Regions from separate parts of the Homo sapiens genome. Here region 2 is linked to region 1. The links are chromatin loops, found by intact Hi-C in ENCODE. Cell type or tissue: GM12878. All regions are shown on one strand. Each heading gives the region's core, and the rest is flanking DNA. Links, peaks and the distances in the headings are about the cores only. Region 1 has its middle 72 kb from the start of MPEG1. Region 2 has its middle 3.5 kb from the start of OR5A2.

What was found. Peaks named below come from ENCODE experiments on the same cell type or tissue, not always from the same donor. Only the 100,000 strongest peaks of a DNase experiment are listed, where the experiment ranks them.
Region 2: a loop joins it to region 1, with 4 times the contacts of the local background. A loop is called at or near these places in 20 of 110 quality-filtered maps.

Annotation. Positions count from the first base shown.
Region 1 is chr11:59,282,138-59,287,528 of GRCh38, reverse strand. It overlaps the pseudogene LOC643709. Among named protein-coding and RNA genes, the nearest start is that of MPEG1, 72 kb to the right of the region's middle. In GM12878, for the core only: a CTCF peak has its summit at 2,814 (motif pointing right); DNase peaks (open chromatin) are centred at 2,938 and 3,326; H3K4me3 peaks cover 1,718 bases; H3K27ac peaks cover 1,633 bases.
Region 2 is chr11:59,427,239-59,432,629 of GRCh38, reverse strand. No RefSeq gene overlaps it. Among named protein-coding and RNA genes, the nearest start is that of OR5A2, 3.5 kb to the right of the region's middle. In GM12878, for the core only: a CTCF peak has its summit at 2,512 (motif pointing right); a DNase peak (open chromatin) is centred at 2,509.

The DNA.
Region 1 (5,391 bases), core at 244-5,243:
AGGGGCTACGGCTGGTATCGTAGTGGGAGCCACCACCATTCTGGCTGTTGTCATCACCCTGGCCATCTGTGGCACCCGGAAATTCAAGAAGAGGGGATACTTGGCATTTTGGAAGAGGCAGAGTTTGGTTCCAGGCACTGCAGCAACTGGAGACAATCCTGACGAAGAGCAGGGGCAGAGTCCAGCTTAAATCTCTCCCTGAAAAGGGTTTCTCTCATCTCCAAACAGCATGGTCATTTCTGATTACTTCTATTTTCCTAAGTGTTGAAATGGCAAGTGCAACCAAATCACACAGAAATTTGTGACTTCTTGTTTAGGTCTCTGGGCCAGGCAATTCATATTGCTACATGGACAAGGGTGGGGTTGGGGAGAGGGAACAGTTGGGACTCTTGAAGCAAAAGCCATCCTGGGACTAAAATAAGAAGCAGGTGTCCTTTCCCAATGTATCACTTTCTTCACCTGAATGCATTTGTGTAAAAACAGAGAAGGGGGAATGTTAACATTTGGATTTGGAAACTATGCATTTACTCTGAAGTCTGCAGTGGTTTCCAACGTGTGTGCTGTAAGAATTTCTGCTTAAATGCATCTCTCTCTCCTCTCCCACACCCCCTTTAAAGTTGTCTGGATTTCATGCTTCTAGAGCCTGGCAAAACCCTGAAAAGACACAAGTCCTGCTTGGCCACTGTTTTTTAACTTTTAGGGCTCCCTGTTGACAGACTGTGTTATCTCCTCCATGTCATCTAAACAGCATCTGAAAAGAAAGATGTTGCCTGCACCAATTCCACTTTTTTCTAGCTTCCCCATGAAGTCTTCCTTAGACCAGACCACTCTTGGACTTCTGACTAGTGTCATGAAGTCCTCCAAAAATATTTTAACATACAAGCTTCTATTAGTAGGTCAATGGGGAAGGGACAGTTTGTAGACAAGGAGTAAGGAAAGACAGATAAAAACTGAAAAAGATTCTCATGCTCAGGAGAAACTGAAATTCTTACCCACAACCAACTACCTGATTCCGTCCTGTTAGCTCATCACAAATGGGGCATTGAAAGGAGCTGTAGATTTGGATAGACCAAATTTTATGGTTTTATGTTCTATGTTACCAAAGTACAACCCCTTCCTCTTCCAAGGATGGTCCTTACCCTTCCCGTCTTCCTGCTATATGCACACACACACACACACACACACACGCACATGCCACATTTCAATAAGTTTGCATTGTTCTGGGTGTGAAAAAGGCAAGAAGTTAAAGTAAGCCCACATCTAAGTATTATTTCTTCCCTAAGACCAAAACAGAGTAGGTAACACCAATTATGGACCCTACTTTTTTTCCCCACAGAAAGGGAGCTGACACGATCAAATCCATGTTTTCAAATGAACTGAAAAAGGCATCCAGCACCATTTGTAACACATTTATTTCAGTTCCAGGCTGAGAGCCCTGGGGCAGTTAGCAGGACACATGATTGTCAGCTGGCAACAGTTGGGGCTTTACTCAATTTTAATACCAATCTCATCTGATTGTAATTACTCCACCACTGTCATGTTCCTCCACAAAATGTTTTTTAAAGGATACATTTATTCACTGAATCAAATATCATTACTGATTTATCTTCTATGAAGGATGACTGTTCTCTTTGTTAATGTTCACAATCAAGATCTTGGGCTGAAAAGATCATCCAAGGAGTCTGAAGTATCACAGCGTGTGGGAAGGTGGGAACCAGGATACCCATTCATTTCCAACTGAGATACAGAGAAGTGAGTCACAGAATTTGAGCCCTGCTCTCCTGACTGCCCAGCCAAGGACACTGATTTCTATAGCCCCTTTACTTAACTCTGCCTCTTAAGCATTAAAACGTTCTTCTAAACCTCTGAGTGTTTTGTGGGTTCTGAGTGTTTTGTACGTTTTAGCCAAGTTAACCACTTGTCTGCAAATACTGACTTTCCTATGAATTCTTTGAAGATTATTGAGTCAGAAAGGAAAAATACAGCCCCAAATTCCCAGACTTTTAATGCATTAACTGCCTATTGAAATGAGAAGTTCTTCACAAACTTATATTCCCACTAACAAGATCGCACATAAATATGCATTAAAGTATGTACTAAGAAACCCTCTGTCCAACGGCTCATGCATATGAAGTCCGAACATGGGAGTTTGCCAGTTGCATTCATCAAGTCGTTTTGCGGAGTCAGATCCCTGATGGAAGAGCTCACAGGCTCTGCCTTCCAAGTCCTGGGTCCCTAACTGGTAACCTTAGGCTAGGGTCTGTGGGGAGACCAACCCTGGCTTCCAAGAAAACCACATTCCATGGACTATCAGAAATAGACACAGATTTGGGTGACAAAGGAGGCTCTGCATTTACATTTTATTTTTGTGTTCTTGTCAGTTTTGAGATGATTAACATTAAACATTTATTTGAGAAACAACAGGCAGAAGCAACAATTCAAACATACTTCATATTGTAGTCAGGCGAAGGAACCTTTAAAAATGAACATTCACAATTTTAACGATGGTTTTTCTCCCACATGTTCACTTACTTATTTTCCCAGCCATATTGTCTGTTCCGTTAGGTGAAGAGTCTAACCAGGTCAAATGTGTGGGTGAGAACAATGTGGAAGATATATTTTTTAAGTGGGTGCTGAAGGGACTTTTCCCGCATCCAGTGGTAGGGCTTGTGGTTGCCCTCAGGAAGACAACCCAAATCCCTCACAGAATAGGTGCACTAATCTACAAAAGGCGGAAGGTTAACAACAGCAACAATTTTGTGGTTGTTCATTTGCCATTTATTGTTCTGCACAGACACCTCATGAACACCAGGTGGCGATGTCCTCTCTCAGAGCAACACCAAAGACTTCAAAACACTCCAGTTACAAACCGAACAATTCACATTAGGACATTCACCTGCCTCTCCCAGAACCCCCAATCTAATGCCGGGGACCACAGAGAAGGAAAGGGGTCAGGGGTTCTTTCTTGTACCACATGCGCATTCCCCCAATTCTCTCATGCATACAATAGTGCATCACCAAGACGAGTACTTTTGACCAAGTATAAAACCACACAGACAACCAAATTTAACAAAAAGCGGAAGAGAATGAAAACACAAAGGCACCCACAGCCACGTATACACAATTAACCTTTTAGGGGATGGGCACCTGACGAGGTTTGTCTCCACTTACATTTGCCATCCCTGGAGACTCTGGAAGGGAGAAACTAGGCTGCTGGTGCTAAGACCATGAAAGGGAAGGCATGGAATCCCCTACTTGGGCCAGGAGAGCACAGCAGGGCTTCTGGTGGGAAAACACCCTGTGTCAAGGTAGTAGATGCACAGGGCTCAGCTGGCAGGGTTCTCACTGAAATCTAGACTGCACCTTTCCAGGTTGGCACAAGAGAAAGGGCAGAGGAATGCTCCCCGCCTTGCTGGGCGTAGTGTTAGAAAGGAAATTCAAGATCCCTACTGCCCAGAAAGCCACACAAGAACAGCACGAGGAGGAGGAAATCTCACTGGACATCTGCAGAGAGGACAAGAAATGGGGCACCCACACAATCAAAACCCCAGGGGAAAAGGCTTGAAGGTATGAAAACGACCTCTCCAAGTGGTATTGCCACAGGCACAGCGGCTCCCTTTCCATCTTGAGTCCTCTTCCTTCTGCTCCTGGCCACCCCTTTCCCCACCTATACTTTCTTCTCCCTGACGTGGGGAAATTGATCTCTCCCCAGTGCCTAATTCCATTGTGAAAGTCCGTCTTCTTTTCTTCCCCACCTCCTACTGCCTCACTGTGTCTTTCTCCCCAAGAACCCTCAGCCTATTTCTTCACCCCTCTGTGGCCATCTTTCTGTGGCCTAGAAGTCCAGCAGATACTTGACCAGGTTGCTAAAGGCAGAGATGGCATGAGACTCTCCAAATTATATCTGGTAACCTGGCAATGGGCATCGGTGTGACATTAAATATCGCAGGGATGGCTCTTTTATTTAACTCAGGTGTTTCCTTGCTGAGTGTGGGAGGAAATTGCCCTGTGGTTCAGTAAGCTCGAGACCATTATCACTCTGGAGGTACTTAGGCAGTCCAAAGCAAATAATTATCTCATTGATTAGTACTTTTATTACCTCAGAGGCTTTCTCTGTCTGGCATGGGAATACTTCTACCCACTTACTGAAGGTATCCACCCATACGAAGAGATGCTGGATGTCCCTTATCCTTGGAATATGGGTGAAATCCATCTGCCAGTCTTTCCTTGGAATAGAATAGCATCCTATTCTTTGTGTTCTGGGGGAAGAATCTGTTAGTTGGAGTTATTTTTAAGGCAAGCCTCATAAACATTAAGTATCTGTTTGATCGTTTTAAATAAATTTTTACCTATTGCCATCCTCTGATTGTCACCATCCTGAGAGCTGAAAGCTCTTTCCCTGAGAGGTGGTCCATTATGTCTCCACAGGAGAATATTGAGGGTTTTTCTTTTATGGAGCCCTTCCAGATCAGGGGGACCTCAAGTGGATCAGAAATACGGGGCACTCTTGCTGCCAATTTAGCTTGGTCTGCCAACTTACTTCGCTCAGCTATTTTATCTGTCCCCTTTTGGTGGCCTTTACAATGTATTACTGCCACTTCCCATGGAAAGAAGATTGAGAATAGTAGCCTGTCAATTTCCTGATGGTGTTTAATGGGAGACCCATTGGCTGTGAGGAAGCATCTCTCTTTACAGATAGTGCTAAGGGCATGGAGAACTAAGAAAGCATACTTAGTATAAATATTAATTGCTGTATTAGAGTTCTCTAGAGGGACAGAACTAATAAGATATATATATCATATATAAGATATATATGATACGTATCATATATATAAGATATATATTATATGATACGTATCATATATATAAGATATATATAAAATATATATATGATATATATATAAAATATATATATGATATATATATATATATATATATATGATTTTCTTATTAACTCGCATGATCACAAGGTCCCACAATAGGCCATCTGCAAGCTGAGGGGCAAGGAAGCCAGCCTGAGTCCCAAAACTGAAGAACTTGGAGTCCAGTGTTTGAGAGCAGGAAGCATCCAGCATGGGATAAAGATGTAGGCTGCGAGGCTAGGCCAGCCTAATCTCTTCACGTTTAGCAGGGCTGGCAGTTGATTAGATGCTGCCCACCCATATTAAGGGTGGGTCTGCCTTTCCCACCCCACTGACTCAAAATGTTAATCTCCTTTGACAACACCCTCACAGGCACCCACAGGATGAATACTTTGGATCTTTCAATCCAGTCAAGTCGACACTCAGTATTAACCATCACAAGTCCACCACTTGTCAACTTGAACCCATACACATCTCCTAAGATCATACATAATCTTCAAAAAGGACAATAATAAAGTCATAACTACAC
Region 2 (5,391 bases), core at 327-5,326, 150 kb before region 1:
AAGAGTCTTTATCATAAATGGATGCTGGATTTTTTAAAAGACATATACTGAATTGATTGATTTTATATATTTTCTCCTTGATTTTCACTTTATTGATAAAGAGAGATTCATTGACTGATTTTAAAATGTCGAACCAGACTTACATATTTTTGAGGATAAATCCAACTTGGAAATATGTATATAATGTATATCCCTAACCAGGTAGTTGGATTTGAGAGAAGGTAATTCCCAAAGAACCTAATTCTAAGAGAGAGAAGAGAACAAGAGCCATGCAGTCGATCTTCAGGAGTGGAATCCTAAAGCAGAAGCAGTTGCAATTTTCAATTCTAAAAGCCAGGGTAGCCATGGGAGGCAGTTCAATAAAGACATAGCCAGGAGTTACTCTGGTACCAAGGAGGAGTCACCAGCTGCATTTGTTTATTGTTTTCTTGCCTTCAGCCCTCACAGTTGTAGGTGAAAATATGTTATGTATGTATGTGTATGTGTGTGTGTGTGTGTTGGGGTAACAGAATGGACATGAGAGATGGTAGGCTCGTTGTAATCGTCAAAGATTCTCTCTCCCTCTATACCCTTACATGTGGGAATAATCCTCAAAGTCTTGTCTGTGGTCTGTTTTTCATCTTCTACACATTTTACCTAGGCTCTTTCCTCTTATCTCAGAGTTTAAATTAATAATGCTATGTATAACCACTGTTCTTGCCCACATCAGCTGGAAGACTGAAACATGATCACAATAATAGTTATCAGACAAAGTTTCCAGGGTGTCTTACTACCCCAGATTCCTTTGAATTCCTTCTATACCCACATAGTCCTCAAAATTCCTCCTAGTTCTGGAAGCCATCAGGGAGTGGCTCACATACTCTTTGTATAATAATCTACTATTGTGTTATCTATTGTTTTCCTTCTTTCCTGTTATGGATCAGGATGGTATTTCCTGCAGATAGTCACCATGTCACTAGCTCTGATGCACAACAGTGTCTCATGGCTAAGATGCTGGCATTGAAGACACAGGTATCTGCATTGAGAGCATCATACCCTGATGCTACCCAAACTGCTGGCATTAGTACTACTTGCACGTCAATACTCTTTTCAGTTTCTTTTTTCCAGCATTCTTTTCCCAGTCCCTTTGGGCCAGGACTCAGGAATGTGTCTTTGGGCTGGGCTGAAGGATAATTTAAGTGATAGAAAACTGGTTCTTTCCAGAACCTCCTTTCTCTTCTGAGCTCAGGTCATTGTTCTGAAAGTAGATGAGTACCTTGTGATTCTTTTCTTTTGAGATGCTCCCTTTAAGAGTTCCTGAGGGAAATTCATTTCAATGGATGTTTAGTCAGTGCAATGTTCAAAGCCTTCTTGGAAAATTTATACTCATGATGTTGTCAATTCATATGAGTCCTCAAATACCCTGATAAGTAGAGAAAATTGTGCTTTATTTTTTGCATTAACATTATTTAAAATCTTCACTGCAACTTTCACTATATCAATGATTAAGCATATTTTCATTTGATTTGGAATTAACACTTAAAATTTCCTAATGATTCATTTTTTAGTTTAAGTTTTACCTAGCAATTTAATGAGAGTTTAATATTTTCAAGTGTTTTTCAGGGGCATAAAATTTACATTATTTACAAATAATTAGGGCTATGATAATACTAAGTACATGAATAATAAAAATGACCCTGAAACCTAAGGTAATTGTTTATTAAAAAATACTGTGCCAAGATTGACTAAAAATGAAAGTTTTTGAAAACCATATCCAAATTAGATGACATTTTAATGAAAACATATAGCTAACTGGTATTTAATAAAAACATATAGTTAGCCAGGGACAACAATAATATAGATTCTCATGCTATTTCTAATAAACTAATTATCAGAATATTACAGCTGGAGATGTTTCTTCTGAGACAAATGGGCAATTTAAAAATCAACATGATAACCCCTCATGTTTGAATAGATTATATAATGGTTTTCATATAGATTGTATATTATATGCTCTTCACACAAACATACAATGTTGATATATTTGGTGCACTTTCAGAGATAAAGGAAAAGCTTATGTAAGATCAACTGAGGCATCCAAGACCACACACTGGCAATCGGATGGATTTCAGCCCATGACGTGTGGTCCCCACTACCAATTATTTTTACTTCTGATGCCTACTCTTCTCATTTGCTCTCTTGTTATGTCATTGTATCTCTTTTTAAATATTTAAAAATCTGCTTTAAAAAAATTATACCATGAATGTAAACTTATGACATACCTGTTTTCAGTTACGTCACCCTTATCCAAACATATTTGCTTATTATTGTTATTTACCATTTACATTATGCTTAGTATGTTGCCCCTCTCCCTGATCTAGTTTATTTCTCAGAATTGAACTTCATGATAATATTGAGTTCAGGTGCTTGAGAAGCACATGGTACAGTGCTTGGATCACAGTGAGGATGTAATGTGTTTGAGGATGATCAATCACTATTGCAACTGACCCTACAATTTAGGCATATTTCCACTAGGTGGCAGCAACATTCCATACGGATAAAAACCAATAGGTGCTTGGTTTTGACAGACAATGGTTTAGTAATTAAGTTATCTTAGCAGTAATCATGCTGTTTGAGTTTTTAGAGGTTTTCTATTCTAGCTCTTTGGTTTCAGAATAAAAAAAGTTGAGGTCCAGAGAGGGGTCAAGAGAGATCAACAGCGCAATCTGCCATAGTAGAATGGGAATTATAATTCAGGTCCTATGATGCCTTTGCGCTTTCCCTCTTGTATAAATTGTTAAAGACCTCTAAAACTTTTCAATATACCTTCACTTTGGGTTTGTTAGAGATGTCTTGTGAAAACACTTTGGATCCATATCAGGTTGAAATTTTTCCTAGTCGCTAGTGGAAGAAATGCACCCTGAGATAACTTTTCAAATTCCAATTTGAGAGTTAAGATGTTTTACTACTAAGGATATTTGGATTTTTCTCTGGGTTTTCTTTGAAATGATTCAAGTAAACTCATTAAAATAGCTATGCTAAAATGTTAAGCTAAAATGAAAGTAAATCATATTTCAGGAGATGCTGTCAGAGAACAAACTCTAAGATGCATAGAATCCTAGGGAGATAAATTTTGAGTTGAACATCAAAGCACTTCCAATTCTAAACACTTATAATTCGATATGGAGTTTATTTGCCTTTATGTGCTATTTGCTTTCATACTTTTTTATTGTGGTAAAAAGCATATGACATTAAGTTTACCATCTTTATTAGTTGGGGTTCTCTAGAGAGACAGAACCAGGAGGATGTATGAATAGATAGACAGATAGATGAATAGATGGACAGATATTAACAGATGGGTAGGTGAGAGTGGGTTTATCAGGAGAACTGGCTCATGAGATTATGGAGGCTGAGAAGTCCCATAATGTGACATCTGCAAGCTCAACAATCACAGAATCCTGACTTCCTGAGCATGGTTCAGTCTAAGTCCAAAGGCCTCCAAACCAAGAAAGCCAACGGTGTAACTCTCAACATGAGGCCAAGCACCTGATAAATTAAGGGGCTACTAATGCAAATCCCAGACTCCAAAGGAGACCCTGGAGATGTGATGTCAAAGGAAGAGAGAAAGATATCTCAACTTCAGAGGAGAGAGGGGGAATTTACTTTTCCACTGCTTTTTTGTTCTTTCCAGGCCCTCAACTGATTGGAGGGTGCCCATCAACATTGAGTGAGGGTGGATCTTCCTTACTCAGTCCACTGGTTCAAAACATCCTCTGTCTTACAGACATACCCAGAAATAGTGCTTTACCAGCTATCTGGATATCTCTTAATCCAGTCCGGTTGACACCTAAAATTCACCATCACATCATCTTAATTATTTTTAAGTGTAAACGAGTAATATTAAATATATTCATATTGTCCCGTAACATATTTCCTTTGCTACTTTCTGATGTTCACTGAAACTTCTGCTATTTTGATCAAATTTGATTTTTTAAAGTAAGGGCATGAAGAGTTTATGGTTTTATCCAGATGGATTTAATAGGATGACTTTCTTCCTCATTCTCAGATTTCTTATAGACTAGGTTAATAAATACATTCTGAGTCCTCATTCTGCATTTTTCTGTCCAATGCAGACATTGTTAATTTATAATTTGTTCTTTTTTTATTTCAATAGCTTTAGGGGTACAAGTGGTTTTTGATTACATGGATGAATTCTATTAGTGATGAATTCTGAGATTTTAGCGTACCTGTCACTCAAACAGTGCACACTATACCCAATATGTAGTCTTTTATTCCTCATCCCACTTCCACCCTTCCCCCTGAGGCCCCAAAGTCCATATCACTCTGTATGTCTCTGTGTTCTCACAGCTTTGCTCCTACTTATAAGTGAGAACATACAGTATTTGGTTTTCCATTCCTGAGTTACTTCATGTAGAATAATGGCCTCCAGCTCCATCCAAACTGGTGCAAAAGAAATTATTGCTCTTTATTCTTAAGATTCTCAATCTTACTTTGTAGATAGTCATTATCACTATAATCAGAGTTGCCATGACAGATGAAATCTATCACTACCCTATCTTATCAGCCTTTTCTTTTTCTTTTTCTTTTTTTTTTTGAGACGGAGTCTCTCTCTGTCGTCCAGGCTGGAGTGCAGTGGCGCGATCTCGGCTCACTGCAAGCTCTGCCTCCCGGGTTCATGCCATTCTCCTGCCTCAGCCTCCTGAGTAGCTGGGACTACAGGTGCCCGCCACCACGCCTGGCTAATTTTTTTTTTGTTTGTATTTTTAGTAGAGACGGGGTTTCACCGTGTTAACTAGGATAGTCTCAATTTCCTGACCTCGTGATCTGCCCGCCTCGGCCTCCCAAAGTGCTGGGATTACAGGCATGAGCCACCGCGCCCGGCCCTTATCAGCCTTTTCTAATCCTAGAAAAATGTATCCTTCATAACTGTGAGATCTACCTTTTAAATTTCCCAGATCTTAACTCAGTATCAAACTCTTTCATAGTTAGTTGGGGTTTACTCTTTCAGCATCAGAATTTCCTAGGACAGTTTATCTTCAAACTTAGATAAGAATGTTTCTTTTGAGGATGGACTTCCTTGCCTTTTCATGTTCACAGTTGATTCTTGAAGACATTTACCTCCGTTTCTGTCAACAGTCTTAGTTGCTAAATTTCTTCCCTAAATTAAGCCTGTTACCTTGTAAGTCAAGAGTCTCAGTAATTATACCCCTTTATATAGAAGACATTTCTCTCATTTAATTTTTTTTCTTTTGAGACTGAGGATTGCTGACTTAGTCTCCATGAAATAGATGAATTCATTTTTTATAAACTTTATTTCTGAAGAAAACATTTAAAAAAACAGGAAATCAATGTTTTGAAACATCAGACTTTCAGGGCTGGAGGAATTCTTGG